Regions from separate parts of the Homo sapiens genome. Here region 2 is linked to region 1. A link is an interaction called in ENCODE POLR2A ChIA-PET data of the cell type or tissue named here. Cell type or tissue: OCI-LY7. All regions are shown on one strand.

Region 1 (2,500 bases):
TGTCTACAGTGAAAGATCAGGGTTTGTTTTTTTTTTTTTAACCTTTGTCCCTGCTTTTTTCTCCTTCCTTCACTTCTTCTGTTCTTCCTTTCTTGCTATTTCCCATCTGTTATGGACCAATACTTTTGCAAAATGCAATAAAAATATCTTAGCAATGCCAAATTGCTATAAATATTCCTCAATACTCTCAAGTTTTGTTCTAAATTCATTGTGGACTGTTAACAGCTTTTTTTTTTCTTTTGTTTTTTAGAAATAGAATGGGTGGGTCGGGTGCGGCGGCTCATGCCTGTAATCCCAGCACTTTGGGAGGCCAAGGTGGGTGGATCATGAGGTCAGGAGTTCGAGACCATCCTGGCCAACACGGTGAAACCCTGTCTCTACTAAAAATGCAAAAATTACCTGGGCATGGTGGTGCATGCCTGTAATCCCAGCTACTCAGGAGGCTAAGGCAGGAGAATCACTTGAACCAGGGAGTCGGAAGCTGCAGTGAGCTGAGATCACGCCGTTGCACTCCAGCCTGGCGACAGAGGGAGACTTCGTCTCAAAAAAAAAAAAGAAAGAAAGAGAATGCATGCCATTTGGTTCCATGAGTAAGTTTTTTAACGGTGATTTGTGAGATTTTGGTGCACCCATCACCCGAGCAGTATACACCGAACCCAATTTGTGGATTGTTAACAGCTTTTAGATCACACTTTGAATGTCATTACTCTAAGCTTTTGCTTCCTATGTTTCCTAATTTATAATCTTGGATCCTAATATTTATTTCATGTGATGGTTGTCAAAAATCAAGTGAAATAATATAAATAGATTGCTTATTACATTACGTGTCTAGTATATTGTGAACGCTGAGAAATTAGAGCCCCTTAGGATGCCTATGTCAGAAACAGGGACAAAGAGACAGATTTGTAAGAAGTAGACACTCAAGTATTCATAGATGAGTTCCACCTAGGTTAATTTTCTGCCCACCCCATTGGGAAGCTCAGTTGTTCCCTTGGGAGACATATCCCAGAACTCCCGTTTTTTTCAGTGATGTCTTAAAAGGGGTAAGTGACTAGCCTGGGCCAAGCCACAAGTCATCCCAAAGCCCTGCACATTCTGAACTCTCAGCCCGCTGTTCTATTTTGCGCAGTATATGCATGACCCTAGAACGCCACTAAAAATAAGCAGTAACATTAATATGCCCGTCTAAAAAAAGTGAGTACCTTATGATCAGGATTTTAATTGTGGCTCAGGATTGTAACTCTCCCTGTAAAGCACGGTCAAATTAAATTGAGAAAATACTGCTTAAGTAGCCTATTTAATAACAGTGCTATTACTGCATTGGCATCCATTTGGCTTCTAGAGTGAGATGAATAGAGGTCCCTACAAGGCTAGAAGAGGGCACAGTGATGCCCTGTAATGACACCCATCGGAATGATTCATGTAATAGACAGTGATGGGTTGTCAGGAAGTGCAGCTGCATCACAGTGAATGTCAGCATCCTTCAGGCAATATACAAAGGCTGTACGAGCATCTAAGTTTTTAAATCATGGTGCTGACATGAAACAGGAAGGGTTTCCCTGCTCATGGTATTTAATTGATTTTGGCATGAGCTGCAACTAAAGCACCAACAAAACATAAAAAAGGAAGATAGCAAATATCACTAAGGTGTGTCTAATTACTCTAACCCTGAGTGATAGCCTCAAAATTATCAGCAAAAATCACCTCATAGGCCGGGTGTGGTGGCTCACACCTGTAATCCCAGCACTTTGGGAGGTCGAGGTGGACAGATCACCTGAGGTCAGAAGTTCGAGACCAGCCTGGTCAACATGGTGAAACCCCATCTCTACTAATAATACAAAAATTAGCCGGGCATGGTAGCACACACCTGTAATCCCAGCTACTTGGGAGGCTGAGGCAGGAGAATTGCTTGAAGCCGGGAGGCAGAGGTTGCAGTGAGCTGAGATCACGCCATTGCACTCCAGCCTGGGCGACAGGAGTGAAACTCTGTCTCAAAAAAAAAAAAAAAAAAAAAATCACCTCATGAAAACAGCATGAGGCATGAGTAAAAGTTCTCAGAATCCAGATTCATACCAAATTTAAGTGTATATCAAACTATACCCAATAATCAGTATTAAAAACATTTTCTGTAAAGTATATCAGAGAACAACGAATCCTGCTATAAATAGTATTTAAGTTTTCAGCTGTGATAGGGAAAACTACAACACTGAAAAAGATCCGAAAGATAATATCTGTCAAATTTGAAGCACCTGAAAAAACTTCTATAGGAAATTGTAACCAAAACACCAAGGGTTTGGTCTAGGTCCTGCTGCTATGGGCACAGAAAGCCAACGACTGAGAGAAGAGTTGCCAAGGAAGAAGGATTTAATCGGGTGTTGCAGCCAAGGAGATGGAAGCTCAGTCTCAAATCCATCTCCCCCACTGGCTAAAACTAGGGGTTTATATAGCAGAGAAGAAATGTAACAATGTGTAAGAAAATAGGAACTCAGAAGGGGCAAGG
Region 2 (2,500 bases), 130 kb before region 1:
CAGCAATGACAGCATGCCCAGTACCACCTGGGAGAGGCATTGAGCTGATAAAGCGTTTGAGAAGAGCTCATCTTAAAACAACAGGAAACGCTCAGTGAGGCTCAGGAATGAGGAAAGCAAAATATCCAAGAACGAAATATTCATGGTCAAGATGAAGCCCTAGACCTGGACTGAATCATTGATCACTAAGAGGAGCTGGCCCTGGTCACAATGGAGAAATATTGAAATATTAGATGTAAAAGAACACATATCTGAACATAACATATGTAATCAACCACATGTTTCTATGTTCTTTAATCAGATAAATGTTTGGCTCTGAGAAGAGCCAAACACTTATTTTTCTAAATTGCTAAAGTGAAAAATCTCTGTTGAATCCAAAACACTGACTCTGTTAGAAGTCATCTTCTAGGAGTCCAGGCACAGAGAAGTGAGTTACATAAATGGCCCCAGAACACCTCCATCAAGCTGTGACTCTCACTCTTCCCTGTCAGTTCCTCTGCAATGTAAATCCATCCATATGGAGGCACGACTGACTGTACATGACTGGGGAGAAGCAAACAAGGTAGCCCCTCGGTCCCTGTATTGCTTAGAAGAATAGCAACAGCTCAAGAGCTGATTAAGTGCAACTACTGCAAGCAATCATAGAAGCGTGTTGACTTCTCTTCAGTCCCTGGACGTGTAAGACCATCCAGATTTGCCTGAGGACTGCAGGATTTCTGAAGATGGCCCCCACATCTGGAAGCTCTTTTTCCTGAAGGCCTTTCAGAAACCCCCACAGCTATGGGACAGAGTTCTCCATCCTGTGTGTATTTCTTGTCTACCTTCTATTTTTATAGCACTATGTTGGGTACCATGAGAAAAGCAAAAAAGAATCAACTAGAGTCCTTGTCATAGTGCTTATCATCCCGCTGACAAAACAAAACACATTAACCTTCAAAATGAAGTGGCCCAGCCTGAGCAATGTGATGAAACCCCGTCTCTACCAAAAAAATACAAAAATTAGCTGGGTGTGGAGATGTACGCCTGTAGTCCCAGCTACTTGGGAGGCTGAGGTGGGAGAATTGCTTGAGCCTGGGAGGCAGAGGTTATAGTGAGCTGAAATCGTGCCACTGCACTCCAGCCTGGATGACAGAGTAAGACCCCACATTAAAAAAAAAAAAAATGATGTGGCATAGGCTGCAGTGTACGATTAAGTACTGAAAGAGTAGGTGATCCATCAACGGGGTGCCATGTTGTTAACCTGCACTCTAGTCTGCTGGCCACACCTCAGCGCACAATGACATGAGTCAGGATGCAGGTACACTAGGGCTAAAATCAACCCGAGGCATTTATATGTGTATAAGCAACTGAGAAAAGCAGCTAACAGAAAATGGAGGGGAGCCCAGGAATGAGGGGGAGCACCCTACCCACTTCTACCTCCCACCTATAGGATGCTAGTGCCTTGATTTCCCCTAAGTGCAGCCCTTTGTTGGGTAAGACTCTCTCATCTCTTTTCATCCCCCACCTCGTTACAGCAAAGAGTGTTATTTAAGTTCTTTTTATTTTTTTCTCAGTGTATTTCAGTTCTGCTTCTTGCCTTGTTCTAGCTTAAACTCATTAAACATAATTTAAAATATTTTACCTTGCCTCTTTATTCATTTAGTTCTTCAAAGTTTCCCTTCCCCACTTGTGTTTTATTATCACCTCTGCATTCTAATCATGTTCCCAGCTGCAAATATCATCACACAACCTTGTTTTAGCGATAGGTTTCCTTTTCTTTTATCCTCTAATTGGAACTTACCTTCAAAATCTTCCAAGATTCCTTCCTGCAGGCCCCTAGTTTTATTACTAGCCAGCGTTCCCTCGGATTCACACCCTGTCATGTTAAATCTTTCTCCCTTCAGGAAGCCAAACACTGGCTTTTCCTTTAAGCTTCTCTCTCTGTTCCATTACTCATTTCTTAGAAAGACCTGTTTTAGAACCCGAGGTTTACTGTAAAATGTACAGCTAAGTTGTGATGAAAACCAGCTTGTTTCTATAGGATGAAATAATACAGAGTTCACCTTGACTCAACCATGTAGTTAGATACCTAGGAAAGAGGGTTGAAAGCAAAAAGAACAAAGTTGCTGTTAAAAAAAGAAAGAAAGAAAGAAAAGAAACTTACATTTGATTATAATGGTGCCCTATGTTATTTTTTTCTAAATAAGAAATTAAAAATAGAAATGTGTTTGTTCCATGATTCTTTAGTGAGCAGTAGCTGGTTGGCAAGGAACAATTGGCTATTGAACTCTCCACATAAAGATAGACAAGCATGAGCATGTCAGCCCCAGACTCAAGGAAAGGCCATAAATGACTGTCTCCTGTGAGAGGCCATCTTGGGAACAATGAGGAACTTGTCCTGGTCTGGACTAGCTAAGTGCCTTCCAGTAGTAGTGACTGCCAGGATGGGCTGTAGGAGCAACAAAGAGGGAGTCAATCTTCTCAGTTATTCTGTTGGAATTTCCTTATGCTGAGAAAATGA

The links. Peaks named below come from ENCODE experiments on the same cell type or tissue, not always from the same donor. Only the 100,000 strongest peaks of a DNase experiment are listed, where the experiment ranks them.
Region 2: POLR2A ChIA-PET joins it to region 1 with 7 read pairs; 2 of 35 experiments call an interaction of 5 or more read pairs at or near these places.

Annotation. Positions count from the first base shown.
Region 1 is chr10:32,975,474-32,977,973 of GRCh38, reverse strand. No RefSeq gene overlaps it. Among named protein-coding and RNA genes, the nearest start is that of ITGB1-DT, 5.8 kb to the left of the region's middle. In OCI-LY7, no CTCF peak of the experiment used is centred here; no DNase peak of the experiment used is centred here.
Region 2 is chr10:33,101,047-33,103,546 of GRCh38, reverse strand. All of the region lies in intron 1 of IATPR (ITGB1 adjacent tumor promoting lncRNA), which reads left to right. Among named protein-coding and RNA genes, the nearest start is that of IATPR, 15 kb to the left of the region's middle. In OCI-LY7, no CTCF peak of the experiment used is centred here; a DNase peak (open chromatin) is centred at 1,266; H3K4me3 peaks cover 332 bases; H3K27ac peaks cover 620 bases.